2 separate regions of the Mus musculus genome follow, and region 2 is linked to region 1. A link is a loop called in an ENCODE intact Hi-C map of the cell type or tissue named here. Cell type or tissue: gastrocnemius. All regions are shown on one strand. Links, peaks and the distances in the headings refer to the core of each region. The heading gives the core; the rest is flanking DNA. Region 1 has its middle 24 kb from the start of Rgcc. Region 2 overlaps Vwa8 (von Willebrand factor A domain containing 8).

Region 1 (15,279 bases), core at 3,069-11,068:
TTGCCTCTTCTAACTCTTCCAGTCTCCCTGAACACATCTATTCTCAAGTTCTGGTAGTTTTAAATCGCAGATCTCCCTCCTGATTTACTTCTTGTGCTTTGGTCATAGATAACTAGGTAACTCATCTATACAGACATCATCAAAGGTCAGGTCAGGTCCTTAAGCTGTTTCTCAGCAATAAAGTTACATAGAAAGCTGGTGCCAGAGAAGTGGGCATGCTATGGTTTAACCCTGCCGGGTGGCTCAGAGACCTTTGGTTTGAAGGAGGAGTGTTTTGCCAGCATCTTAAAGAGTTACAGGGTCACAGAGGTTTCACCAAAGTTCGAGAAAGCAGAAGAGCCAGGGCTAAGTTCCCTGCAGGGAATCCCTGAGCAGGTGATTCTAGGATGCTGGAGATGCCAGAAAGATGTTTGGTGCTGGAAAAAAGCTGTGGGCTCTGTGAAGCTACCCCCAAGGTAGCTTGTGCTGTGAATGGTAGGTCTGGGCACATAGCTCTTCAAAACTCAGATCATGACACTATGTGACCCTGATGGCACATGGAGCTTCAGGGTTTCATGTTTTCTCTGCGAGTGTTCATCTTGCTTTGACTCACTGTTCCCTTGCTGTGTCTCATTCTTTCCTCTCGGACTAGGAATGTTGACCAGGAATGAATTAATAGGGAGTATGCATAACTTGGTTTTCGATTTTACAAAATTTCCAACTAAGAGAATGGTTTTGAATGTCAGAAGGTATTTTAGACTTTTGAGCAATACTGAGACCTTATTAAGACCATAGGGACTTGAAGTTGGACTGAATATATCTTTTTAAAAGAAAGATTTATTTATTTTATGTATATGAGTACACTGTAGCTGTACAGGTGGTTGTGAGCCTTCATGTGGTTGCTGGGATTTGAACTGAGGACCTCTGGAAGAGCAGTCAGTGTTCTTAACCGCTGAGCCATCTCCAGCCCCTGAATATATCCTAAATTATGGAATTTGCAGTATGAAATGAGAGCTGTGGATTGCGTGCTATGGTTTGAATCAGAAGTGTCCCCCACAGGCTTATGTGTATGCGTTCTGGTCCCAGCTTGTGCTATTTTAAAAGCCGAGGAGCCTTTAGGAGTTGGCAGAAGTTAAGTCAGTAGGCCCTTTGAAGACAATACCCCCTCTGCTGCCTGTCTGTCATCATGAGCTCCTCCACCCATATTCTCTGCTTTGATGGACTGAGGGCCGTGAAACCATGATCCACAGCAAACCTCTCCTCCCTCATGTTTTTGGGATATATTTGTGTCACTCTGATAAGAGAGTAGCTAATCAGTTCTATTCATGAAATTGGGATTTCACCCAAGCCTGCTAATGGCAAAGCCAGACCAGAAACCAGGGTGTGTGGCATTCCTGCCTGCATGCTTCCTTCCTGGTGCTACCGCTCTGGCCCAGACCCGCATGGGTAGCCAGAGCAATTGCAGGAGGGTTAGCTGCTTACTGATGCTGCAGGTTCCGGGTCTCCCTGCCTGTGCCCCGCAGGGCCACTTCTGACAGAACAACTCAGTGCCAAGTGTTTGAGACTTCAATAGCTTGGGTTTTTCAGATCGTTGGCCTGTCCCGTCACTTTCCTTTCCTGGTCTCATAGTTGTCCCATGCAGCACCCAGTGCTGAATAATTTGCTTAGCCTTGCTAAGACTTAGTTATCCTGTCAAATGGGAGTTATAATTTCTACCTCAGATCTGTGTGTGTGTGTGTGTGTGTGTACATGAGTGTGTACATGAATGTAGTGACTAACACATAACTGATGAATAAATACTAATACCTTACGATTTTTATTTATGTGTGTGAGAGACAAACAAGGACCGAGACAAAGAAGCAGAGAGACTCGGGGGCCAGGGAGGGAGGGAGGAGAAAGCAGGCACACTCGTGCCACAGTGCTTGTGTGGAAGTCAGAGGACTTTTGGGTACTGTTTCTCTCCTCCCACCGTGGGTTCCAGGGATCAAGGTCATGTTGTCAGGTTTGTGTACCAAGTGCTTGTACCTGCTGAGCCACCTTGCCAGTTCTAAGTACCAGCTCCACTCTCCTGATGGAGACTGTCAGTCAGAATCTCTTTATCTCTACGCAGGGCATGCTTTCCTTCTGCTGTGCTCCCCGCCCCACCCCCCGCCCCGCCCCACCCCTACCCCCGCGCGCGCTTCCTGTCTGCGGTGCATCCGCAGGCATTTCCTCCTCCCAGAAACATTGCCTGTTGTATTCTAGTAACATGCAGTTTTTATATCTATTTACTGTTTTACCACCCGTCACAAAAATAATACCCAGCATTCATCAGGTATCTTTTGTGCAGCTAGTACAGCGGCCAGTCCTTTGTGCACATTTTCACAACAGTCCTATGTCACAGCAGTCGAGGATCGGGCTGTATGTTAATTGCATGTCATCGATAAAGTAAGTCAGTGTAGCACAGTGAGATCTTTGTGGCTGTGAACTCTAGCATTCATTTTTACACTCCTGGTACGTCCCTATATGTAGTGTGAAAATGCTTGTTGAATGAGTAAATGCTGTATTTCTTCCTCTTCTTCCATCCTAACTGAAGTGGGTTGAAATTATTTTTGATAGTTAGGAAAATAGATATAAAGAATTTTGTTTCAAGTAAAAGAAACAAAGCTAAATAAAAGTTATTAATAGTATCTGCATCACCCACTGGCAGATATTTTCTTTTTTATTGTGCCATTGCTTTTCTTCTATTTTGTAGGTTTTATCTAGTTATTCTTATTTTTTGAAATTATTACATCATTTCCCTCTTCCATTTCTTTCTTCCAAACCCTCCCATATAACTCTTCTTGCTGTCTTTCAAATCCATAGCCAAAGGTATTAACTGTTGTTATATGTATATGTGTATATGTACATACCTATATTCTTTTTTAAAACATTATTTATTTATTTATATCCCAAATGCTGTCCCCTTCCAGTCTTCCCTCACAAAGTCTCTCCCTATATCCCATCCCCTTTTCCTCTGAGAGAGTGGAGCCCCGTGGGTATCCCTCCAACCCTGGCACATCAAGGCTCTGCAAAATTAGGCTTAGCCACTGAGGCTAGCCAGGGCAGCCCTGTTGGGGAACAGATTCCACAGTTAGACAACAGCTTTACGGACAGCCCAGCTCCAGTTTTGGGGGAACCCACATGGAAACTGAGCAGCATTTAATTGGTACATTAATGTGGGGAGCCTCAGACCACCCCATATAGCTCTTTGGTTGGTGGGTCAGTCTCTGAGAGCTCTCAGTATTTACCAACAGGTTAAGATGACTGACAGGGAAGACCAACAGGTTAGTTGATGCTGGGGAGTTCCTACCCCCTTCAGGGCCTTCAGTCCTTTCCTCAGCTCTTCCATAAGAGTCCCTGACCTCTGTCCAATGTTTGGCTGTGGGTATCTGCATTTGTTTCAGTCCGCTGCTGGGTAGAGCCTCTCAGAGGACAGTTATGCTAAGCTCCTGTCTGCAAGCGTAACAGAGTATTATTAATAGTGTCAGGGATTAGTGCTTGCCCATGAGATGGGTCTGGTTATTGGTTGGCCATTCCTCCAGCCTTGGCTCCATGTTTGCCCCTTTATTTCTTTTAGACAGGACAAATTTTGGGTCAAAAGTTTTGTGGGTGAGCCGGTGTCCTTATCCTTCTACTGAGGGGTGCTGTTTGGCTATAGGAGGTGACGTCTTCAGGTTCCATAACCCCACTGTTAGGTGGCTCAGCGAAGGTCACCACATTGTCTCATACCTATATTATATCTTAAATACAATGTTCTTGGTCTGTAGAATGTTACTTATGTGTGTACCATTTGGTATCAGATAACCAATTGCTGTGCCCCTCCCGGAGGAAAACTGTTTCTCCGACTTTCAGCATTCTTTAGTTGCATGTAATTCTTTATGCAGAGTGTAGGGTTTTTTCTTTAAAGAAAATTAGTAATTATAAAGATTGAAAAAAATACAAAATAAATAGAGAAGGACAAATTTGATTGTACAACCTGTGGCAACCCAAGAAGAAAAGTTCCGAAGTCAACTCAGTTAAAGACTAAAGAGATTCTGATGTGACACTAATTACAATTGTTAGTAGTTTACTGGTTAAGACTCATGGTTTAACCAACCAGAAGACTCGAGATTCTTATTATATTAATTGCTTATAAGAAGCACAATGGAAGCTAAAGTTAAAAGTAAAAGAAATAGATGAAGCATGCTAAAGATGAACCAGAAAAAAGAGATCCACACCAAAAGGTATGCCAAACGTGACTAGTTTAAAAAGACAAGATGATGCGCCCCAGTTAACTTTCATGTGCTCCCTGTTGCAAAGTGTATCAAGTTATCCCCACCATAGGAAGTCAAAGACAGAGAAAATCCTACATAAACAAAACCCACATTTCTTATAGAAAGATAGCAATCAGCACCTACGTTCTTTCCAGGAACCAAACAGAAAAGAGAGTGGGTGAGATAGAATTCTAAAGGATCTGAGAGGGAAAACAGTCTAAAATTTTGTGTCCAGCAAAAGTATCCTTCAGATGTGGAGAGGTCAAGGTTTAACCAAACAAGTCTGCCTTGCTCCTTAGTAGGTCTATCTTACTACAGCTGTTAGGCATTCTTTTTTTGTTGTTTTGGTTTTTCGAGACAGGGTTTCTCTGTGTAGTCCTGGCTGTCCTGGAACTCACTTTGTAGACCAGGCTGCCCTCGAACTCAGAAATCCACCTGCCTCTGCCTCCCGAGTGCTGGATTAAAGGCGTGCGCCACCACACCCAGCTCACTGTTAAGCATTCTTAAGAGAGAAGAAAAACTGGAGTGGTTAGAAACAAACGTCCAGAGTGTTAGAGACAGAATAAACTAAGGCAAAGCTGCTCTTTTCCTTTCTTATTTGATTTGTAGAGCTTACAGAATACAACGTAGGTTGAGTGATTGTAATTTAGGGACTCGTGGGATGAGTCGTGGAGATGAGTGAAGGATAGGAAGAGCTGGGGGCTCTGGTCCAAGGCACCTGTGTGATCTAGGATTTTTGGTAAAGTGATAGTTGAAAGGGGACTAAGAGCAGTTGTAAAGCTATGTTGCAAACTCCAAGGCAACTACTATTCAAGAGTCTTGTATTTGAGAAAATAGAAGTGTAGCTAATAGACCAATGGAGGATACACAGTGGGGAATGCTGCATTAAAGAAAGCCAGAGAAGGGGAAAAGGCTAAAGGTTAAAGGGTTGTGGAGGGGGTGGGGGGGGTGGGGGTGGGGACAGCAGGATGGGTGGAAGGATGAAAGGAAAGAAGGAAGGGAGAGAGGAAGGAAGGAAGGAAAGAAGGAAGGAAAGAAAGGAGGCAATAAATAAATCCAATACCATCAAAGAGGAAAAGCATACAATACAAAAGACAACAACAACAAAAGTACAGCTGTCGGACAGTCCTTTCTGTGCATCTGGGTAGCTCTGGCCACCTGTGGATGACCACTGACATATGACCAGTGAGTATGAAGAACTGCTTTTCAATGTTTAACTTTAAATGCAAAGGTTTTTTGTTTGCTTGGTTTCTGTTTGAGACACTGTGACTGTGTAGCCCTGGCTGCCCTGGAACTCTCCATGTAGACCAGGCTGGCCTTGTGCTCACTAACATCCACCTGCCTCTGCCTCCAAGTGTTGACATGAAAGACCTGCACCACCAAGCCTGACATAAAGACCTTTTAATATTTATTCACTCTGTGTGTGTGTGTGTGTGTGTGTGTGTGTGTGTGTGTGTGTAGCTTGCAGGAGTCAGTTCTCTCCTTCCACGATAGACCCTGGAGATAGAACTCATTATCAAACTTTTTTCCCAACAGCCATCTTGCTGGCCCCTTCACCTAAATTAAATAGCCATTGGGGACTAGTGCTAACATTAGGCAGTTCTTCTCAAAAGGGGCATCATTTGCAGTTCCTCCACCAAAAGGGACACCTTTTTCAAACCTTGCAAGATAGCTGTGTGTCCTAGAAGTTGTCTCCTTTCTAGCTTGCACCCTTGCTGCAGCGTATTTATCTACCATAATTGTCATCCTCATTAGACACGACTCAAAGGTAACAGTTTTCTTAAGGCCACACAATGTCTCAACTCCGGGTCTGACCCAGACCCATCCCTTTCAGCTTTGAACTGCGTTCTTGCCTGTCATCCCCAGTAATCTCGTAGTATCAGGCTGACCTGGTGTGAGGTCCAGGTCCTGTCTGTCCAACAAGAAAGCCCCTGAGAACAGGTCCCAGAAAACCCCATAGAAAGTGCTCATAGCTGTTCCCTGACTTCTATCTATGTTTATATGCATCGTTGGTTCAGGACCGTGGTTTCTGAAATGATGCAGTTGGGCGGTCAGTTCGTTATTTCTCCCACTAGAGGGCAGGCTTTCCAACTCAGTATTATTTACCTTATTTGTTTATTTCTTAAGAATGAGCATGTGTAGTCAGGTGGTGGTGGTGCATGCCTTTAATCCCAGCACTTGGGAGGCAGAGGCAGAAGTTTGAGGCCAGCCTGGTCTACAAAGTGAGTTCCAGGACAGCCAGGGCTATACAGAGAAACCCTGTCTGGAAAAACCAAAAAAGAAAAAAAAAGAACGAGCATGTGTGTCTGTGCGGCAGGTTGAGTTAGTTTTTGTCTTTGCTCTTTGGGAGCAGGTTCATCACCTCGGGTGTTTACCACGGATGCTTTTCCTCTTTGATGGTGCGTGGGTTCCTGATCCAGTAGGTTGCTGGTGGCTGCCCTCTGTAGAGATGAACAATTCCACGAAGCTTTTACTAAGTACAAGTCTGTTTACCTGACATTAAATGGCAGCGTGAGCATTTTGTGTGGGAAGACAGTGTTGATCTCAGGGTGAGAGGAATAGGGCTTGGCCTCAGGCAGGGTCCCACCCTCCTGGGCTTCTACTTCTTGTCAGCATATTTTCTAGGAAACAAGATTCTGTCATGTTTTCAAACTGGAAGGCTCATTTTGGTTACCTCACTGGTACCATCCCAGAATAAGTCATACAGGGTAAGACGGATTGGTTTGTTTCTTAACACTCAACCCAGAACACTCTGTCAACAAACATTTGTGTATTTTTCCCCTAACAAAGACCAGGTCCCTGATACTAGCTGGGTGTCTTATACTTCATGTCAATTCTGACTGTGTCTGCCTGAACTTAGTAACATCAGCTCCCACAGGTTAAGGGCTCCAGTCCCACAAGACGGCTGAAGTCTAGGTATTCAGTGCCTCTGACTGACTGGCTGGAAATCCTTGTGGTCCTCTCCTCCAGTTGGATCATTTGTTAGAACGGTCCTAGAGCTCAGGGAAGCATGCACTAACTTGTTTCTTTTCTTTTCTTTTCTTTTCTTTTCTTTTCTTTTCTTTTCTTTTCTTTTCTCTTCTCTTCTTTTCTTTTCTTTTCTTTTCTTTTCTTTTCTTTTCTTTTTGTTTTTTTGAGGCAGGGTTTCTCTGTATAGCCCTGGCTGTCCTGGAACTCACTTTGTAGACCAGGCTGGCCTGGAACTCAGAAATCCACCTGCCTCTGCCTCCCGAGTGCTGGGATTAAAGGCGTGCGCCACCACACCCGACTACTAACTTGTTTCTTATAGAATATTAGAAAGGATGCAGGTGTTCAGTCAGATGGGAAGAGGTGAGGGTGGAGACATCGCTTTCATGAGTTTGGGTGCTTCGCTCTGCTAACACTTCCAGAGGATTATGGGAACCTAGAAGGCCCTCAGCCTGGCTGTAATGGAGAATACATTAGGTATGGTAGACTGAAAATTGGCCAGGAGCAATCAAGCCTATATTTAGGCTCCTTGCAGATGGGATGGTCTGGGGTCAAAACCCGAGCCGTCTGACCCTGTCATTGGCTTTCTCTAACACCAGCCCCAATTTGAGGCTCTACAAGATCCTCAGTCACCAGTCACCTCATTAGGACTTGGTTCCAAAGCATCATCTGGGAGGTTTCAAGGTTTGTAGGTGCTGTGGACCAGAAAACACCACCAGGGCCAAAATTGTTGTCGACATTTCGCAGTTGACTTAATTAGGAGTAATTTTGTGTCATGCATTCATCCCATGTACAGAACACTGCCTGGTATGTAAATCCATTTGTTGAGTTGAAACATCCATTTGGCTCTTTCAAAGGTATTTCAGAGAATTCTATTTATTTGTTGCCTTCTATTCTTTTGGTTATCATACAAAGGCATGGGCTGGTTTCACTGTGACATTTTTGTACGTACGTATTTTTATTTTGTGTTGTTCTTTATCTCTCTTGCCTGCCTGCCCCCAACCATGTTCTGATTTCTTCCATATTATACTAATAAAAGGAGAAGTCCATCAAGAAGGTGTGATACTTGTAAATCTGTATATACCAAACATTGGGACTCCTGGGCTTATACTACAAACATTAGCCGAGCATAGTGGTGCATGCCTTTGATCCCAGCACGGGGGAAGGGGTGGGGGGTGGGGGTGGGGGAGGGGGCAGAAGGATCTCTGTTCTACATCAAGAGCTCCACAACTGCCAGTGCGACATAGAAAGACAATCTCAAAACAAGCTCATGGAAACTGGATACAACTTGGAAAATGTAAGCCAGGGCTTCGAGCCTTGCATATATATATATATATGTGTATATATATATATATATATATATATATACACATATATATATATAGTATTTGCAAATTCAGGAATGAACAAAAGAGAGAAAGAAAGAAAACTCAGACTCCTGTGTAGAAGCAAAGGTCCAGAGACACTGACTTTCTAGTCTGCTGTTTTCTCTCCCTATGGGTCCTCTGTAGTGTTCGAAGCACAAGGGACCTGCTGTTAGTTATTCCTTCATGCAGAATCTCCTACTTCTCACCAGTGTGTTGAGATCACAGACAAAGCCTACCTTTTCAGTACATAATGCCCAAGTCCAGCGGGAGGGTTCTGATTAGCAATGAGCTCAATACAAACACTGTGCTGTAGAGCCTTGGGCAGAATTCCAAGCTGTCTTGAGTTGAGCTTCAAGCATTGGAGACTGGAGGGGAGCAGAGGTGAGGAAAGTTGATCAGCTGGCAAGGTGGGAATAGTATTCTGGCGATTTGAAAGGTAAAACCTAAAGTTAAAGTTTCATTACTGCCCTAGCCACCTTCCCTCCAAGTCTGCCGGCTTTATACGCTGCTCCATCCATGTCCACGGGGAAACTAGGTCGGAACAGACAACTTCCCTCTCCAACTGTTCATTAAATCACAATGCTTAGTTCTTGTTCAGTGGACACTGCCCAACACTCCGAAAGCCTGCTGCTCCTTCTGCTGGCGCTTGGGGGTCCCAGGATGCAGCGCTTTTCTTGCTAGTGTCTACAACAGCTCCTTAAACCATTTTATTTCAGAGAGTCTGTGGCCTCTAGCATGTGTGTGTGTGTGTGTGTGTGTGTGTGTGTGTGTGTGTATGTTGGTGCATGCACACTCCATCTCCTGTCCACAGCAACTGTTTCATAATTATTCACCCTTAAATATATAATTAGAAATGTTGATGGGGAAAAAAAAGAGTAGAGGAGATGTGATTATACCTGGCTGAGTTGGGAGGAGATAGAAAGGGGGAGGTCAGAATAGGGGCTTGGAGCAGAAAAGGATGAAGTCCCAAGGCAGCAGGCCACAGCTTCCACTCCTCCCAAGCTGTCATGTGATGGTTTGGTCTGCCACTTCCCAAGATATGCTTGTTTATGTTAAGGGGGAGTACCAACAGGAATGGGGTAATATTTGCTGAAAGTCAATTGTGCGCATTTATTTTTAAAAGATTTATTTATTTTATGTGTACGAGTACACTGTAGCTGTCTTCAGATACACCAGAAGAGGGCATCAGATCTCACTACAGATGGTTGTGAGCCACCATGTGGTTGCTGGGAATTGAACTCAGGACCTCTGGGAGAGCAGTCAGTGCTGTCAACCCCTGAGCCATCTCTCCAGCCCCCAATTGTGAACATTTTTAATAAGGGAGAATTGTGTTTGATAAGGAGAATTTATTGGCTTTCTAGTATAAACACTCCAAACCCTGTCTTGAAAAAACCAAAAAACCAAAAACCAAAAACAACAACAACAAAAAGAATGCTAACTGGAAATGGCCTGGGATTTTGAAACCTCAAAGGCCCCCAGTGACACATGGAAACTTGGTGGCATACAAGCAGACATGCTGCTGGAGAAGGAGCTGAGAGTTCTGCATCTTTATAATGAAGGCAGCAAGGAGAGACTGTGTACCACACTAGGTGTAGCTTGAGCATAGGAGACCTCAAAGCCCACCCGTAGAGTGACACACTTCCTCCAACAAGGCCACACCTCCTAATAGTGCCACTCATTTTTAAAAAATCTTTCTCGTTTTTAGAAAAGATTTATTTCTTTATTTATTATATGTAAATACACTGTAGCTGTCTTCAGACACAGTGAAGAAGAGGGCATCAGATCTCACTATGGATGCTTGTGAGCCACCGTGTGGTTGTTGGGATTTGAACTCAGAAGCTTCGGAAGAGCAGTCAGTGCTCTTAACCACTGAGCCATCTCTCCAGCCCCAGTAGTGCCACTCTTATGGGTCAAGCATTCAAACACATGAGCCTCTGGGGTGACCATTCCTATTCAAACCCCCACAGGGACCACTGTTGTTCAAACCTCACATTAAGCAACTCCATTCCTAAAAAGATGAGATTCCAGCTCCACACAGTTGTTCACAACAGCACTACTTGTAACAACCAAAAGAAAAAGAAAAGTAATTTTCCCAACAGCGGCTGAGCAGCTCAGTAAGTTGTGCACATCTCTACAGTGGAGATGTTATCTGGCATTGAAAAGCTGAGGTGCTGGCACACGCTCCAGAATGGACGAACCTTGGGGACTCAAAGGAAAGAAGTGCCAACTTGTCTAACTCCAGGCTAGGAAATGTCCAGGAGAGACAACTCACAGAGATGGGGTCAACCGATGGCTTTTAAGAGCTGGGTGTGTGTGCATGCGGAAAGGATGGGGAGGAAATGTCGATGGAGTGGACTTTCTTCTACAGGCTTGAAGTTTTCCTAAAGATGGGGCCAGCAAGAGGGCTCAGCAGGTGAAGGTGCTTGTCACCAAGTGTGGTGGCCTTGAGTTGGATCCTTGGAACCCACATAGTTGAAGTAGAGAACTTACCCTTGCAAATTATTCCCTGAGGACCTCATGCATGCTGTGACATACACACACACACACACACACACACACAGAGAGAGAGAGAGAGAGAGAGAGAGAGAGAGAGAGAGCATCAAATGAGTGGGATTTCTGTGAGGTTTATCCAATACAGTGATTTAAGAAAGAGGAATGGAGCTGTAAAAGCTGTATATGTGCTTCATGAAGACAGTACAGAAATACCCCGCACACCAAGAAGGGAACTGGAGCCTGGCTCCTCGGGCAGCCTTCAGCACCTTTGGAAACAGTCTGTACTCATCCATGCCTGGGACATTCTCTGCTGTGGTACTCATAGCCACAAATACGCCAGTCCACTGTGGGCCTAGACCAGTCCATCTGTTTTAAGAAATATACGTGCAGAATATAGCCTGTGAAATATGAGGCAGAGATGCCAGTGGGTGCCAAAGAAATTCAAAATGCTCATCGGACCAGTGCCTGGAAGGAAAGAGGGCACTGTCATGAGGGAGTGTGTGAGGTGCTTCTCTCAAAGCTGACCCTGCCACACAGAGACAGTGCAGGCTAGCCATACATCTTCCATGATCACTCTGCTCAGAGCCCCTTGAAGAGTCAATACCGGTATCTTTTGGGGGTGGTCACAGTTTATTCCCTCAAAAACATCCTATTTTAAAAAAAATGGAGTCAGCATAAGACTTAGTGCATTAGGTTTCTATATAAAAGAAACATATGTGAGACCAGGGATGTGTGTGTGTGTGTGTGTGTGTGGTGCAGCTTAGGTGTGGCACTCTGGTCTCCCATGTGAGCCCTGGGGTCCAGCCCTAGAACTGAAACAAAAGAACAAAACAAACAACAACAACAACAACAAAAAACACAAAAATATTGAAAATCTGGGTTACGGGATCCAACTTTCCTGGGGTGTCTGTGGGGGAGTCCTCGCCCTTAAAAACTATTTATTGTGTACTCCTCTGCTCTCTAAAATAATTATAGGATCCCTCCTACGCTTTTCATTCTAAGCCCGTAGAGTCCATTGCACCTTTTAGTTCCTGGGCCTAGCGGTGTCGAGAGCAGAATCTACCTCTAGGTGGAGACAGGCCCTTGTCTCTTGTCTTAAGGGTTAATTCAGCACTGTGGCAGGCCAGGGACCTGGCTGGCTAGGGGACCATAAGAAGGCCGCTCACCTTAGACAGAGTGCTTTTTCTGTCCAGACTCTCGCTCCCCCACCCCCACCCCCACCCCAAGCCCACAGTGTAGCCCCTACAGCCAGCAAAGTTGCCAGGAGGCTCAGGGATCTGTCCCTGTCTGATGGCCGACATAGAACACAGAGCTATTTGTTTTTCTTTTCTGCAGTAGGACCAGGTCTTAAGTATTCTTTCGAAACTCCTTAACCAAAGCTCTGGGCTTCCTAACACCTTTTCTAAGCATCCCCCTCCTGGAGGGTGGCTCACCTCCGGGCTACTTTATCTCAAATAGCTTGGCTGTTTTTCTTCTGTCCTCCCTTCCACGCAGCCAGGAGATCCGTAGCTTGCCTGCCTTAGGGTTCTCCTTCTAGACTCTAAAAACTGTCCTCCGGCTTCTGTGTGTTCAGGGGGTTGGGGGTGGGGATGGATGTGGATTCTATTTGTGTCCCTAATTCTATTAATGAAACTAAGAAGCCTGAGAGAGCAGAACTTGGTTTCCCAAGTATCATGTGACCATGGGTGGCCAACACCCACCCTTCCAAGACACTGGCCACGCTCTGTCCTACTTTAAATTCTTTAATTAGGAAAGCAACTATGGACAGAAAATAAAAATACATCTCAAAAAAATAATTTAAAAAAACCCAAGGTTCCAGGCCAACCTGGGTTATATAGAGACCCTGTCAATCAAGAGTCAGAGAGAGAGAGAGAGAGAGAGAGCTCGATCATCCTTATTCCCTTATATAGTAGAATCTAAACTCATGTACTAAATTCACCTATTACCTATTTAAAGTGGGGGGGTCACTGGAGAGAGGGCTCAGAGATTAAGAGCATTGACTGCAATTCCAGAGGTTCTAAGTTCAAATCCCAACAATCACATGGTGGCTCACAACCAAAGCAAGCACTCTGCTGACCGGGACATAATTTTTCCTTTAAACTTATTCTTTCATACCAAATTTTCTGTTCTGTTTTTGATTGAGGAGTTTTCATAATTCTCTAGAACCCAAATCTCTATGTAAATTAAAATTAGAAAAATTTATACTTGCAAAGACTACCAGGCTGTAAGCAAGTTAAAATAATTTATGTGTGTTAGATGTTTTCATAAATGGCCAACATAAAAGGAAAATTTTTATTAGGCTTTCGAACTCATAGTCCATGAATCCTATGACATATACTACATATTAATGGATATCATTTGTCTCTCTTTACTTCATATATACATATATATGTACACATACATATATATTATATATTTATATTTATAAATAAATATATTATATATTTATATTTATAAAGATATGTATACTTTATATTTATATATATAATCAATATATAGTGGTTAACTTTAAGTATAGGAAAGTGCACATGAGTGGCAGGTGGTGTCCATTTGTTACATTGTAGTAACCACTTCGCCTCTTGTAACATTGTTACACTTCACAAGCACTTGGTAAATCCTCCTCCTGCCCGGTATACTATATTGTACAGACCCAGGCAGAGCAATCAACATCACCAGTTCTTCGAAGTTCTCAGCCCTTCTTTCTTTTTTTTTTGTTTTGCTAAAAATCCTGTTGATCTTTCCTGGAACACTCTAGTAGCTCCTTCCTGAGAGAGGTTAACCGTGAAGGGGACAAGTTGAGTTGGCCTGTGCTGACAGTTCAGTGTCCTGTCCCCTCGGTCCCCACCACACTCCTTAGGAAGCAGTGTGGGAGAGACCAGGCTCATCACAGCCCTCCTGTGATGGTAGATGAGCTTCTGGCGGTAAATAGCTCTGTTCCTGACTTCTAGTGCCCGAGGCTACACCAGATCCCAGAATTCCCTCTTTTAATGCCTTCAATTAATGTTACATATTACTGAAAATCACCCATAGTGCATTGGGCATCATGTTCTCTGTTGTACATTATTTCACACTGTGACTATATCAGGGTTTACTACTCTAGTCTCTTACATAACGAGGCTCGGGTTTCACATTTCACACCCATTTCAAAGACTACCAGGCTGTAAGCAAGTTAAAATAATTTATGTGTGTTAGATGTTTTCATAAATGGCCAACATAAAAGGAAAATTTTTTTTTTTTTTTGGTTTTCCAGGATGCTTTATGTCAAGGCCACCATGTGGCTTTTGTCACAGTTAATACAGCCGATGTGAGCTCTCCCTGAGAGCCCTGTGTAGGACTATTACTTACATCATGCTTTAACAAACTCATGACAATGAAAGGACCTCTGGACACAGAGCACCTTGCTACATCCCTCTGGTTAAATCTCTCCTTTCTGATATGACCATGTTGGTAGCTGAGTTCCTCCGACCATGTCAGACAGATTGAACTCCGGTGGCTTGTCAGAAATCTCAGTGTGTTCCTCCATGAAGGTGTGGGAAGATGCTTGGGAATATAGAGGCACTGTTGTAATACATTCCAGTGCCCCAATGGGATGGCTGGTCTTGATTGTCAACTTGAGTCAACTAAGAAGCTTGCTTCTGCTCTGCTCTCCTCCATCTTGTCTGACCCTTCTCTTCTCCCCTTCCCCAAAAGGAAAATTTTTATTAGGCTTTCGAACTCATAGTCCATGAATCCTATGACATATACTACATATTAATGGATATCATTTGTCTCTCTTTACTTCATATATACATATATATATGTACACATACATATATATTATATATTGGGTCTTTTCTTTTGTGGTTCTTTCCTGGCACACACTTGGGGTCTTAGTCCATGTGTGCCTCTGTGGAGCCCTCCTGTACTCGGGAGGATCTCTGTGGGTTCAAGACCACCTGATGTACATAGCCCTGTCTCCAAACAAAGCAACAGTAAAAAAAAGTGCCTGTTAGAAGGAAACAGGGTACTTTAAAAACATAATTTCTAACCCTTGCCTCCCTCTGGTCCTCCCCCTTTTTTCCCATCTCCCCCCTCTTTCTTCTTCTCCCTCCCTCCCTCCCTTCTCCTATCACTATTTTGTAGTTTAAGGTGAAGCAAGCATCTAGAGAAACAAACCACAAACTGAACATTCACCCAACTCAGAAAAAGTACTAGATCTA
Region 2 (15,279 bases), core at 3,247-11,246, 150 kb after region 1:
ATAGACCCTAGGGCCCTGCACAGGCTAAGGGGCCTGGTTAGAATTTATTGTTAACCTAGGAAGAGTGAATCTTTGCTGAAGAATTGCCTAGGTCAGCCTGATCTGGGGTCATGTCTGTGAGAGATTGTCCTGAGTGAGGAGAGGGGCCCCTGCCCACTGAAGATGGCTGGATACCTACACAGGTGGACCTGTGCTGTACAGGAGAGCTGAGCCTAGGCCAGTGAGCCGTAGCCTTCCATGGTGTCTGCCCTGGCTTCCCTCTGTGGACAGTGACTGGGAAATTAGGCCACAAAAGCTTTTACTCCCTAAAGCTTTTGGTCATGGTGTTTGTCACACTCTTTACCACCAAAGCTACATCCCCAACTCTCTCTCAGCAATGGAATCAACTATACAAAGTCCACTTTACACAACATTGTGCAGCATAAGTGGAGCTCTTGGGTAGTGCAGGAGGTGTGGGGTGCCCTAACCCCACATGCTCCCCCAGGCTTCCTTTCATACTGTTTGCCTGACTCTTACACACTTTCATAGAAACAATAAAATGAAACATTTGACGTTATTGTCTCTCCAAAGCCCAGTTTCTGAGTGAGAGAACAAATCCATTTTCTGGTACCATTGTTTGAATGTTTAGTGGAAAAACAGTCTGAAAAAAACTGTCAGGACATCAAGAGCTTTTGAAAAGAAAGTCTATTTTAAGATGACACTGACGACTCCCGGGAGCTTGGAGAAAAGAACAAACAGAATGAAGGAAAGGAGAAGCTCCCTGATGGAAGTCACAGTTGACAGAATCATTAGTGTCCTGCCTACGTGCTGTGTGACCGGCAGGGACAGTGCTGGCTCTAGCTTGGAGGAGTTGGCTGTTGGCTGTCTGTAAATTGTGCTGTTCTAGGAACCTGTGGAGTCAGGTGGCTGAACACTCTGAGGTACTTTAAAGACTCCAAGTGGCTTAGCGAATGTCACACTGCTGAGTTAGGTCTCAGTACGGCTCATGCTTGAGGGTCCCTGTGGTTTGGCATGGGTTGTGCTAATGTGGGAGAGAGTGGGTGAGGGCTGTAAGTGAGCCTCCCGTCCAGACTGTAATGACCCCAGAAGGCAGCACAGAGCTCTAGCCAAACACAACACAAGCAGGTGCCAAGAGGCGTGGGCAGCCTGCAGACCCCCTCACCAGCTGGCACCTCTGAAGGCTGCCGAGCACATGTGGAGTCCGGGGCTAGCTGCAGGAAGACTGAATTAAGAACTGTCTGGAACTCAGGCAGGAGCTTTAGATTGCACTACCAATTCCCAAAGATGCCGGGTGATGCCATCCTGAGTATTTCACACACCATCATCGATTTGCCCAGGAGTCATTGCTGGACCTTATTCTTCTTTCATAAACAAGAAATTAAACATGTAGACAGACTAAGTGGCTGGGAATAATGATATAAAGAATATCAAATATTTCTAAAAAGAGATGAAAACGCACGCATGTAGCCGGAGTCTGAGAGACAGAGCCTCAGTCCCACTCGTCCTCCTCTGCACTGTGTGCGCCTACTCCTCATGTGCCCTCCAGGGCACCTCTGCAGCTGTGTACCCGCATGTACCCTAGTTAGGAGCAGGAGAAGATCTCACAGAATATACGACTCCATCACTCCTCTGTTCTCTACAGAGGGGGCCTGGGAAACCCGTAGCCAATCAACTCTCAAGATGTGTAGGAGGGGTGGCAGCAATAGGACAGTCTCCATTACATAAGAACGGAGGGGAGGCCTGGAAAGAGCTTGTGATGGGGATGTTGGGGCAGGTTCAATGCTTTTGAACATTAGGTAAGATGTGGCTATTTATACTGACCCATGGCTGTCTAGCCACCCATTGGTCAAAATGGTTTAAATAAACATTTTCTATTAAAAAAAAAAAAAACAAACCCAGATGCAATCACATGTGAGGTCCCGGAGGGTCAAGAGATGGAAAGTTTCAGAGTGGACAGCATGGAGAGTGCGCTTTAAAAGGCTGACCACCTCTGGCTCCCACAGGAGGAAGTAGTGCGTCTTACAAGCTGTGCAATGCTAGCTCGGAAGCATCCCAGACTTCCCGTGTCCTGTCCTCACCCTGACAGAGTGAGTCTTTGATTGGGGTTCTGGGAATGCTGGCAACTACAATAGAGCCAAGAGGGACTCTTACATAGTTCCCCGGGTTTCGGTGACCACGAGGGATAGCATTGCTGTCATGAAGGGAAGCAGAGCTTTCTCGTGCTCAGCCGTGTGTTAGATGCATTTATCCCTGTACTGTGTGTGCAGAGCCTTGCAGCCCCGCGGTAGTCATGCTGGACGCTGCTCGCTGCTCCCCACTGAGCCCTGAAAGGCCATTGTCCCAGAGACTACACAGGAACCCTGGGAGAGCCAGTGGACTGCACCCTTCACAAGGAGCCCAAGGGAAATGGGAAGCCAACTGGTCTCTTGTTTTTGCGTAATACAGAGCCATGGCATGGGGCACAGTCTTCAGGTACAGGTGGGGTGCCTGCTTAAATGGCAATGGATTTGAGACTCCGTTGCTCAAGGATTGTTTTATCCATTAAAGAGTTTGCATGCTTAGGTTGTGTGCCCTTCACAATATCTGTACATACCATGGCTCTCTCTGGCATGTGTTGGTAGTCAGGTTTTCTGCTGTGATGCCTGTGTTTTCTATGGACAATCACAAGAAGATGAGGTGGCTCCTACTGGCTGGCGACATTGTAGAGTGGGAATTGCCTCCCTATCCTCAGACCTCTGAAATGGGGGATTTGATAGCAAACTGCACAACAACAAGCTGGAAATGGTTTGAGCAGAGGGCAGCTTCCTCTCGGGTGAATTGCCATGCCAGCTGCGGATGTATGTTATTGTTGGCTCACTGTTCACAGGATGCTGTGCGCAGACCTTGGCTGCTGATGGGATGTCAGCGTTCAGAGGCACTCGGTGAGGATGCCCAGGAAAATGAGAACAGGCTTCGGAGTTTCCAGGAAACCCTGCAGTTTAGCATCACACAACTTACATGTTGCAGTGCTTTGCTCTGTGGGAACTAGAGGTTACTGGGCCCTTCAGTTATGTTACTGTTAGTTAGAACAGGTGAAGCAGCAGCCATGTTCCCTGCTGCTGAGAGAATGGTGCCTGGAGCTCTGGGTGGAGTCTGCATCCACCTTACCGGTACTGACCCTAAGTGACCAATGACGCTCTACCACTGGAACCATTACCTTGAATTTCTCCTCGTAGTTCTCGAAGGCTTCCATGACCATGCACACTGCCTCCATCGAGCGCTCTAGCCGGCGATCCACCCCGTTGAAGCGGTACATGCTGCCGGAGACGTCCACCACCAGGCGCAGGCGCTTGGGCTTCTGTTGTGGACTACCCAGCTGAGGGAGGGGATGGCAGAAAACCATGGTCAGCTGGCTTCTTGCCCAGGCTCTGAGGTGGCAGCCCAAGGTGGGCAGGTCTGTACAGGGCTGTCCCAGAGGGTGGAGGTAATGGCGGTACCCTAGTAAGCAGATGTCAGACTGGCTGCACAAGGAAAAGAACTGCCTCTGGGATATGGTAAAGCTACCGTCCGGAGGTTGACAACTTAAAGATAATGCATTTTAGAAATGTCAGCCTGGGAGGATAGAAGCCCCACGTCCTTTACTCTGTGCGTCAGCATCCCTACGCAGTCACTTGAAGGTCATTTTTCACCTAGGCTGAAGAAATACCAGACTGTTACAGCACAGTTACGTGAGAGGTGGCCTGGCCAAGAGCGTAAGCGTTTTCCGAACGCCTCTTTAGAGCTTTTGGGTTTTCTTCTGCTTGCTGAACTTTTTTCTTTTTCTTTTCTTGGCAGTTAGAGTGGCATTGAACCGCTATCTGGCAAAAATTACTGATTAAAATGTGAAATCTTAGAGATCAGCTTGGGGCCCAGACCCGCCAATGCACTTTTTTTTTAGATTGTCAGTAATAATAAATAAGAAAAAGTCCAGATTATTCTACTATTATATACTTGCTGGCATGCATGAAATATGATAGGCAGAACTAATAATTTCAAGAAAATCCTGTAGAGGGTGGTGAGATGGCTCATGAGATGGCTTGGTGGCTAAGGAACTTGCCATGGAGCCTGACTACATGGGAGAAGGAGAGAACTGAGTCCTGCATGCTGTCCTCAGACTTCCATATACCTGCTGTGGCATGCATGGCTCCTCCCCTGTGTGTGTGTGTGTACATCACATATATGCATATATGCAGGATAAATAAATAACTTAAGATATCATGAATGTTTAGAGAATAACAGTAGGAAGCAAATCTTATACATCCCTTTAAACTATGTTGAGTGTCCCTGATTAGAAGCAGCGTGGCACACACGTGTGCATGACTAACTCACAGATGTGTCCACAACTTGCTGACCACAGTGAGTCAGAGAAAGCAGCTGTTGACTCATGGCAATGACATAGAAATAAGACCTCCCAAATTACTACCAGATCCACTCTGAGTAAACATTACAGAGAGTGACACTCCTGTCCTCGCTCGTTGCGCCCCGGCTCCCGGTGGCTACTCACCAGTTTTGATTATTCAGGGCGATAGAAAACCCCAAAGTTCACTAGGATTCAATAGTTGACCATGTTGCCACAGTCTGGTGAATACTTATTTACTACAATTAGTATAACTTAAGAGAGAATTCCTTGTTTCCTACAAACTGAAGGCATGTGATAGACACAGATTGTTACAGTTCAGGAGAGCAGGAGACCGTATGATTGCTCTGTTTCTCTCTCCTGAAGACTCCTCTGGGATCCACAAGCAGCAGGGCATCTCCCATCCCCACATCCTCAGAGCACCCACTCTGCATCTGGGGAGTGGATGGACCTGGAGGTGGCCGCATAGGTAGCTTTTGGCTTCTGGCTTTCTGGCTACTGGCTGGTGCAGGGCTGGTGGGCAGTGCTTGTTCTTGGTTTCTTCTCTGAGGTGGCTGGACTAGGGTAGGAAGGCTGGCTTCCCCTCCACTGAGGACCATAGCACCGTGAACTACCCTCTTCTGTTCTGATATAAACTAGCATCTTCCGGTTTTACTATTTATTCCCTTGCTTCGCCTGGTTGAACCTTAGGTCACAGTCTGAACTCTGGTGTTAACTCCTCTAAATTTGGTTAAAGCTCACCCTGCCTTTGCTGGTTTTGATGCTGTTTTGGGAAAGGGTGTCTGTACGTAGCCCTGGCTGTCCTGGGCTCACTTTGTAGATCAGTGTGCTTTCAGCCTCTGACGCTTGAGGGTCAGGATTAGAAGAGTGCATCACCATGCCTGGCTCTTGCATTGCTTGTTCTTAATATTATTCTATTTTGTGTACGTGTTCCATATCGTGAGCCTTTTTAAAAAAAAGTTATGTTTCCCATAATGCTTTCTGTAGTTGCATATTTTGGGTTAATGGTGTTTTGACACAACTCATGAACTCTGTACAGAAGGCTGAACTATGTGGATCTGAGGCTCGGGGTTCCCCATTATTTACCTGGGGTTCCAGGTCACCCCGACGTTTGTAGATGGACTTTTCTCCCGCCAGCCCGTCAATGATCTTGGCGTCGTCCAGTTCTCCGGTAGCTTGGTGTCTTAGCCACTGTCTTTCTTTGCCTTTAGCCTGCAATGTCACCGACAAAGACACATGAATCTTTACGTGCTTAGTGCTACAGTTCTTTGACACACTTTCTTTCATGAATAACAGGAAATACACCGGGATCCTATCAGTCAGAGAGGTCTCTGCCAGAATGTGGTCACATGGCCTCTGCTCTGCTTATGAGAAAGGCCTTTGGAGTGTGGTTTCTCAGCTGTAATTGTTTTAACACATGGAACAATACAAAGAACTTGCACAGAGGACATACGAACAGGAAGACGGTATGCAGATGAACCCCAAGGGAAAGTTCAATGTCTGGAAATGTAATGATGACGTATTTCTTATGGATTTTCTGTTACAGGGATCCCAGAAAATTTATTAGGTAACAAAACAATCAGCTTGAACTTGTTAACGGTGACAGAGTCTGTGCGCTGAGCTTCAGCCGTCTCCCTTCTGCATGGGAATTTAGTCAGGTTCCCGAGACTGTGTGTGCAAACTGGAACAGCTGGGGAGGATGGGAGCCGCCTGTGTGACACATGGCTCTCCGCTTTTCTAGGTCTGGAAAGCATCTGAACTTTTTGGAAGGTACTTCCACAGCATGCTTTGCCACAGTAACACAACTGTGCCAGACAGCCCAAGCAGACAGGTAAAGGATAAAAAAAACCTCTGTGCTGGATAGTTTTATGTCAGCCTGACACAAGCTAAAGCCACCTGAGAGGAAGAGACCTAAACAAAGGCCTCTGTAAGATGAGGCTGTGGACAGTCTGCAGGGCATCTTCTTGGTGACTGATGCGGGAGGGCCCAGCTCATTGTGGGTGGTACCATCCCTGGGCTGATAAGAAGGCAGGCTGAGCAAGCCAGCAGGCAGCACCCCGCCACTGCCTCGGCAGTAGTTGCTGCCCTGTTTGAGCTCCTGTCTTAATAATGATGTAGAGGGATAAGCTAAACAAACACTTTCCTCCGCATGTTGCTACGGTGTCTCATCGTAGTAACAGAAACCCTAACTGACTAAGACGAACTCTAACATCCCAAGGAAGGTGCATACTTAAGAGAGCCCATGACCGCAGCTACATTGCGATCTATGCTAAAGGAGCCTTGGGAATACAAACCAGACTTTAGGACACACTCTGTCTCAGAAATATAAAAATATGGGGAAGAATGGAATTAGAATATTTTCTATTTCCTTTATGGTGACAGGAGGGGTTTAAATTTAGTTTTCTATAGCTGTGGTAGGCATTAAAAATTCACTAAAAGAACTTGATGTGGCATGGGACTGAAATCATGCCGGGCTAACATGGCCATGCAGCAGCTAACAGAGTGGGTGGGGAAGCCTCAGGGTCATCACCTTTGATTTATGAAAATTAGTGAATAAAGGTTTAACAATGGTGCATCTGTTACCTAACATGACATACAATTTTATACCAGTACAAATCCCATATTCCTCCTGAGCCCAGCTTAAGAATTCAACTTTCGTACCATTTTGATGACAGCTAGCTACTGCAACTATGTCACATTCATTCACTTTTTCTTTATTTCCCTAGTGGCTAACCATGCGGGAGTCAGTCCTCGGCAGTGATGCCCAGCAATGCCAGGCCTCCAAGGAAGCCTGCGGTATCACCAACCAGTCACCAGAATGACAGGAGCCAAGTCCCCATCCCTGCTTCAGGGGTGGTGGCCTGAGAAGATTGTGGGAACGAAGGCTCAAGGTTTATATTTGCCCTCCTTCCTGTCACTGGTAGCTACATATCTTACCATGACTTTCCATGATCTGAGCTTTGTGCCAGGATACACTATTTCTGTGCACTCATGGAATTCTTGCCAAGAATATACACGTGGGCCAACTGCCCACCAGAATTAAAATATCCATGTTGGTGAGCTACAGGTTTCTTTTTTTTTCTCCCCCATTACAGGTTTCTTTATTTCATATTTACATTAATATATAATATTCATTTATAATTTTGATAAAGGAATGATACTCCAAATATATAAAATTCTCTTAAAACCCATGTTCTAAAAAGTTAAAAATGGGCAAAAACCTATGGGAAAACCTGTTACACTAAATGGGCATATTGTCAAATTACATTCTTACTATTTATGTTTACAGTCATAGATCAGTGCTGCCCTCAGCCTTGCTCAGAGAGCTTCTTATTGTGGTGGCAGTGAATGCTGAGGCACCACTGAATGCGCACTCTCTGGGGGGCATCGACATCTCCATGTTTAAGGCTCAGGAAACAAAGCACAGGAGGGAGAGCTGAAAGAAGGGTGAAGGGTGTGATGGGTGTTATGAAATGACACGGCCGTTGCATGCACAGACTAACAGCAGCTACCACTACCTGCAGAAAACACACCCAAGACGAGCTTTCAACACCCCATCGTGGGTGGGAGCAGGGCTCGTGAGGTCCCACCTCTATCCTGAGGAGTTACTGGCAGTTAATGGTTGCTATAGCCACTGGCAAGTTGCCCAGAGTCCAGCAATAACCCTATAGCCATCTTCACATAAGCCGCCCCCCCCCATACCCGTAAACTCAGGGGGTCTCTAAGACAAGACACAAAGCTGGAGGGAACCTGCTGAGAGGAAGTGTGTGTGTGTGTGTGTGTGTGTGTGTGTGTTGGGGTGTATGATCAAAATACATCATATACATGAGTCTCAAAGAGTAAGTCTTTTTAAAGGCCAACACCTTAGTACCAGTGTGCCTTCTTTGCTGTGGGGCCTGCTCAACTGTACATGTGAGAGCACGTCTGACATTCTCCACCATTAGATTAAAACAGCTATGAGATATCATCCTATGCCTAGGAATGGCCCTGATCCAAGCCGCTGACAACACCAAGTGTGGGCGAAGAAGGGCTGAGTGAATGAACGCTCACTGCCGGTGGAGCTGCTATAGCCACTTGTGAAGACAGTTTGGCAGTTTCTTGTAAAACAAAACTCACTCTCATAATCCAGCAACTGCAAGCCGTGGTATTTACACAACACGTAAGAAACTTGCATCTACACACACAAACACACACAAATTATACATGGTGTTTTATGCATAACTGCAAAACCTTGGAAGCAACCGAGATATAACTGGGTAAACTGTGGTATGTTCTAGCAATGGAATATTATTCAGCATCAGAAGAAATGAACCATTACATCTGTAGCGCTCTTGCTGTAATAAAGTGAGTAGAACGCTGTGGTTTGTTTCTTTATGCGTGACCGTACGGGGCTGGAGAGGTGGTTCAATGGTTAGAGCACCTAGTGCTTTGTAGAGGATTCACATTTGGTTTCCAGCACACTCATCAAATGCTCACAGCAACCCATAATTCCAGTATAGGGGGATCTGATGCCTACTTCTGACCTCTACAATGACTGTACTTATATAATTTTGAAAAATTAGCATAGTGAAGACTGCCATATAGGTGTGCCTAATTTAAGAAAGTTTTATAAAAAGACTTTAAAAACCTTTACTGTGAGGCAGCCCTCAAGACCACAAAGTGGTTGTTAACAATTTCTGACCCAGAACTTGTAACAGAGGACAAGAAGTTGATTCCTAGTTGCAGGTGCCATGGACCTTGGACAGGGAGAAAGCGGCTCAGATATCGAGTGCTGTAGAGTCATGCGATTCCGGGGAGCCTTGGTGCACAGATGCAGCAAAGTGAAGAGTTTTTCTTTCATGATAATAATTATGACAATTCTTTTAAAACACGATAAAAGTGTTTCTTTCTGCTTGGACATGGGTTACTGTTACTGCCCTTGATGGGGAAGTTATTTTTCTCTTAGAATATCCTAATTGTTATCTTTGGTTATCACCCAAGACTGGAGAGTTTAGTCTTAATTTTCTTAAGCGGCCCTTATTTTCCTGTAATGATCATCATCCCAAAGCATTCTCTAGCACAAAGACTGTTTCCTTAAACTATGTCAAGAGAAGACTAGGACTTTGGGGCTGGCAAGATGGCTAATCCAGTAAAGGAGCTTGCGGTCAGCCTGAAAACTCGAGTTCAATCCCTGGGACCCACTTGGCAGAAGGGAGAACTGACTCCAGAAAGTTGTCCTCTGACCTCCACACATGCATTATATGCATGTATCTCCCCGTACACACGCACACACGCACACACACACACACACACACACACACACAAATGCAATAAAAATAACTGTCCAAAGACCCAGCTACACCACTTCTGGGTGCTTTGTTCCAGATTTTACATTTCCTCTATGTATTCTGATGGCCCCAGGACATGAGACTCGGACACTGTATAAGGTACTCTCATGATGCTGAGGTACTCTGATGCTGAGGTACTCTGTAATGCTCTTACAGCCCACACATGCGGGCCTTCTTCAGCTCAGAGCACTTTCTTACCCTTTCCCTGGACGCTTCTCCAGAGTTTTTGTTTGTTTTAAAATTTTATCCGCTGGGTGTGGTGGCACATGCCTTTAATCCCAGCAATTGGGAGGCAGAGGCAGGCGGATTTCTGAGTTCTAGGCCAGCCTGGTCTACAGAGTGAGTTCCAGGACAGCCAGGGCTACACAGAGAAACCCTGTCTAGAAAAACCAAAACCAAAACCAAAAAATAAAATTTTATCCATCGCTAGTTCTTCAGTGTTCACTTCCGTCTAACTGGCTTTCTCAAGTTTTCACTTGTTTCCTCTGTGGTCTGCACTTATGTCCTTGCTTCTTTGTTTGGAAGAGCCACTGCAATGGGGCCAACTTCCAGTGTCTGCTTTTCACTGATCTGATTTTTGTCTTAGTTACTATTTTCTTGCCATGATAAAACACACAACCAAGGCAACTTATAAAAGAAAATATTAATTTGGGGTTCACAGTTGTAGAGGGTGAGTCCATGACCATCACAGTGGGGAACATGGCAGGCAGGTAGGCAGGAAGGCAGGCGGGGGCGGGCAGGCAATTGTGCTGGGGGCAGAAGCTGTGAGCTTACATCTTGATCCACAAGGAGGCAGAGAGCAAGCTAACTGGGAATGTCATGGGGCTTTTGAAACCACAAAGCCCATCCCCAGTGACACACCTCCTCCCACAAGGCCACACCTCCTAATCCTTCCTAAACAGTTCCACTAACTGGGGATCAAACATTGAACTATGGGAGCCCATGGGAGCCAGTCTCATTCAAACACCAGTCTTCAAGCCAAGCACATCCTGGAGCTGGGCTGGCTTCTTTACCATCTTATCTTTCTGCTTGTTGGAGCCACTGCATGTGTAGGCCTTTCTACTCTCCCTCCTCCCCAGTGCTGCAGTGCTCCCCATGCTGCTGCTAGGCATGGACAAACCAGAGGTTAAGTGATGTGTTTCTCCCCAGCTCCAGTTAGGTTTCACACGCTTGCTAGCTAATTTTCAGGAAGTTGGTTTTTTTTAAAAAATTGTCTTTGGTATAAGTTCCAGACTTGGTAGAAATTCTTCAAAGCTTCTTGCATGTTGCTAGCACTCTCCTGTAGGGATGAGGGTTTCCACACTCATTTCTTTTATCCAGCCTTTAGGAACTTTATCGCCCTTCCACCTTTCCCCTTTGCTCAGGTGTCTGCAGAGCAGCTCAGGACCTCTCAGTGGTGGCTCTAACTTAGTGGGAGCTGAGCATCCCCAGTGGCTGACTGGGCACTCCAGTATGCAGTAGGGAGCTTCTGCATGGGCACAGATGGTACCTCCACACTCTTGGACTAATCTGCCACCTCTGGCTGTGTAGCAGTGAACTCAAGGGCTGGCATGGTCCATTCGCCCTGAAATCCCTCCTTGGTCACAGCCTTCTCAACAGCAGCCTGCTTCTCCTCCTCAACCTCCCCAGATCTCTGTAGAGTAAACATCAGATGTAACCTCCCACAGGTCTTCATGGGAGATAGTGCTACACGTGTGGAGTGTTTCCTGGTCCAGCATCCACCATGTCAGACTCACCATGAGTGAGCTCCCTTGTTGTCCCATGAAGTGGCAATATCCACCTAGCCCAAAGGAGTCTGCTTTACACACAGCAGTGGTGGGCAGGTTGATGTAACGCCTCTGTGAGAGGATGGCCGTCAGCCCTGGGATCACTCACCACTAGAAGCCATGGCTCCCTGAAGGTTGCTTGGATCTGGTTAGTGAAGGTCCCTACGCAGCCAGCAATGGGAGTGGCTCCAGTGGCAGCAGTGACCTTCAGCATGGCTCACTGGTCAGTGTTCCTGGAGGAGAGGATGTTGACAGCAGGGTTCTCGATGGCAACCACAGCCCAAGCTGAAAGCAATGGCCTCTCCCAGGTCCTTCTTTAGATTTATGATGTAGATATCATCACTTTTCCTTTCGCAGACATATTGCTTCATTTGAAAGTCAGGGCTGGTGCCACCTAAGAGGGTTCCTTTGGCAAGGAAGCTGAGGACATACTCCTCCTTCATTGCAGGACATCAAAGGCTCCAGACAGACACTGTAAGTTTCCCTTTAAGTTACAATGGGAATGAAGAACACTGCCATATCGACCTGTCCCTGGGTAGCATTGAAAGGCTCTACAATTTACTTTTTAGTAAAATAGTAAAACTAGCTTTCTACTTTTCAACCACTTTACTGTTACTCAGTGTCATTTCTTTTCCTGTTGCTGTGGTAAAATACTCTGACTAAAGCACCTTATGGACAAGCCCCTTCCGCTCCACTCGAGCCCCGAGGTACCTTGCCAGCGGAGGTGCCCGACACCCGTAAGGGCCCACACAGGATTCCCCACGGGATCCTAAGACCTCTGGTGAGTGGAACACAGCATCTGCCCCAATCCAATCTCGCGGAACCTGAGACTGCGGTAAATAGGGAAGCAGACTACCCAGGCCTGACCTGGGGCACAAGCCCCTTCTGCTCCACTCGAGCCCAGAGGTACCTTGCCAGCGGAGGCGCCCGACACCCGCAGGGGCCCACACAGGATTCCCCACGGGATCCTAAGACCTCTAGTGAGTGGAACACAACTCCTGCCAGGAGTCCAGTTCGAACACCAGATATCTGGGTACCTTCCCTGCAAGAAGAGAGCTTGCCTGCAGAGAATACTCTGCCCACTCAAACTAATTAGAGAGCTACCCTCCCAGGTCTGCTTATAGAGGCTAACAGAGTCACCTGAAGAACAAGCTCTTAACAGAGACAACTATAACAGCTAGCTTCAGAGATTACCGGATGGCGAAAGGCAAACGTAAGAATCCTACTAACAGAAATCAAGACCACTCACCATCATCAGAACACAGCACTCCCACCCCACCTAGTCCTGGGCACCCCAACACAACCGAAAATCTAGACCCAGATTTAAAAACATTTCTCATGATGATGATAGAGGACATCAAGAAGGACTTTCATAAGTCACTTAAAGAATTACAGGAGAGCACTGCTAAAGAGTTACAGGCCCTTACAGAAAAGCAGGAAAACACAGCCAAACAGGTAGAAATCATTAAAGAAAAACAGGAAAACACATCCAAACAGGTGATGGAAATGAACAAAACCATACTAGAACTAAAAAGGGAAGTAGACACAATAAAGAAAACCCAAAGCGAGGCAACGCTGGAGATAGAAACCCTAGGAAAGAGATCTGGAACCATAGATGCGAGCATCAGCAACAGAATACAAGAAATGGAAGAGAGAATCTCAGGTGCAGAAGATTCCATAGAGAACATCGACACAACAGTCAAAGAAAATACAAAATGCAAAAGGATCCTAACTCAAAACATCCAGGAAATCCAGGACACAATGAGAAGACCAAACCTACGGATAATAGGAATTGATGAGAATGAAGATTTTCAACTTAAAGGGCCAGCTAATATCTTCAACAAAATAATTGAAGAAAACTTCTCCAACATAAAGAAAGAGATGCCCATGATCATACAAGAAGCCTACAGAACTCCAAATAGACTGGACCAGAAAAGAAATTCCTCCCGACACATAATAATCAGAACAACAAATGCACTAAATAAAGATAGAATATTAAAAGCAGTAAGGGAGAAAGGTCAAGTAACATATAAAGGAAGGCCTATCAGAATTACACCAGACTTTTCACCAGAGACTATGAAAGCCAGAAGAGCCTGGACAGATGTTATACAGACACTAAGAGAACACAAATGCCAGCCCAGGCTAATATACCCGGCCAAACTCTCAATTACCATAGATGGAGAAACCAAAGTATTCCACGACAAAACCAAATTCACACAATATCTTTCCACGAACCCAGCCCTTCAAAGGATAATAACAGAAAAGAAGCAATACAAGGACGGAAATCACGCCCTAGAACAAACAAGAAAGTAATCCCTCAACAAACCAAAAAGAAGACAGCCACAAGAACAGAATGCCAACTCTAACAACAAAAATAATAGGAAGCAACAATTACTTTTCCTTAATATCTCTTAATATCAATGGACTCAATTCCCCAATAAAAAGACATAGACTAACAGACTGGCTACACAAACAGGACCCAACATTCTGCTGCTTACAGGAAACCCATCTCAGGGAAAAAGACAGACACTACCTCAGTGTGAAAGGCTGGAAAACAATTTTCCAAGCAAATGGTCTGAAGAAACAGGCTGGAGTAGCCATTCTAATATCGGATAAAATCGACTTCCAACCCAAAGTTATCAAAAAAGACAAGGAGGGACACTTCATACTCATCAAAGGTAAAATCCTCCAAGAGGAACTCTCAATTCTGAATATCTACGCTCCAAATGCAAGGGCAGCCACATTCATTAAAGACACTTTAGTAAAGCTCAAAGCACACATTGCACCTCACACAATAATAGTGGGAGACTTCAACACACCACTTTCATTAATGGACAGATCGTGGAAACAGAAACTAAACAGGGACACAGTGAAACTAACAGAAGTTATGAAACAAATGGACCTGACAGATATCTACAGAACATTTTATCCTAAAACAAAAGGATATACCTTCTTCTCAGCACCTCACAGGACCTTCTCCAAAATTGACCATATAATTGGTCACAAAACAGGCCTCAACAGATACAAAAATATTGAAATTGTCCCATGTATCCTATCAGACCACCATGGCCTAAGACTGATCTTCAATAACAACATAAATAATGGAAAGCCAACATTCACGTGGAAACTGAACAACACTCTTCTCAATGATACCTTGGTCAAGGAAGGAATAAAGAAAGAAATTAAAGACTTTTTAGAGTTTAATGAAAATGAAGCCACAACATACCCAAACCTTTGGGACACAATGAAAGCATTTCTAAGAGGGAAACTCATAGCTCTGAGTGCCTCCAAGTAGAAACGGGAGAGAGCACATACTAGCAGCTTGACAACACATCTAAAAGCTCTAGAAAAAAAGGAAGCAAATTCACCCAAGAGGAGTAGACGGCAGGAAATAATCAAACTCAGGGGTGAAATCAACCAAGTGGAAACAAGAAGAACTATTCAAAGAATTAACCAAACAAGGAGTTGGTTCTTTGAGAAAATCAACAAGATAGATAAACCCTTAGCTAGACTCACTAAAGGGCACAGGGACAAAATCCTAATTAACAAAATCAGAAATGAAAAGGGAGACATAACAACAGATCCTGAAGAAATCCAAAACACCATCAGATCCTTCTACAAAAGGCTATACTCAACAAAACTGGAAAACCTGGACGAAATGGACAAATTTCTGGACAGATACCAGGTACCAAAGTTGAATCAGGATCAAGTTGACCTTCTAAACAGTCCCATATCCCCTAAAGAAATAGAAGCAGTTATTAATAGTCTCCCAGCCAAAAAAAACCCAGGACCAGATGGGTTTAGTGCAGAG

The links. Peaks named below come from ENCODE experiments on the same cell type or tissue, not always from the same donor. Only the 100,000 strongest peaks of a DNase experiment are listed, where the experiment ranks them.
Region 2: it touches region 1 in a loop (2.7-fold over the local background); 13 of 42 quality-filtered maps call a loop at or near these places.

Annotation. Positions count from the first base shown.
Region 1 is chr14:79,318,261-79,333,539 of GRCm38, reverse strand. No RefSeq gene overlaps it. Among named protein-coding and RNA genes, the nearest start is that of Rgcc, 24 kb to the right of the region's middle. In gastrocnemius, for the core only: a CTCF peak has its summit at 6,321 (motif pointing right); DNase peaks (open chromatin) are centred at 6,314 and 9,230; H3K27ac peaks cover 920 bases.
Region 2 is chr14:79,171,049-79,186,327 of GRCm38, reverse strand. Vwa8 (von Willebrand factor A domain containing 8) reads right to left here. Exons shown (of 45, transcript NM_027906.1): 41 at 5,462-5,587; 42 at 3,197-3,355. It overlaps Gm4632 (predicted gene 4632), which reads left to right. Exons shown (of 3, transcript NR_152203.1): 2 at 6,117-6,206; 3 at 7,102-7,435. It also overlaps the pseudogene Gm18081. Among named protein-coding and RNA genes, the nearest start is that of Gm4632, 21 kb to the left of the region's middle. In gastrocnemius, for the core only: no CTCF peak of the experiment used is centred there; DNase peaks (open chromatin) are centred at 3,357 and 8,010; H3K4me3 peaks cover 192 bases; H3K27ac peaks cover 4,102 bases.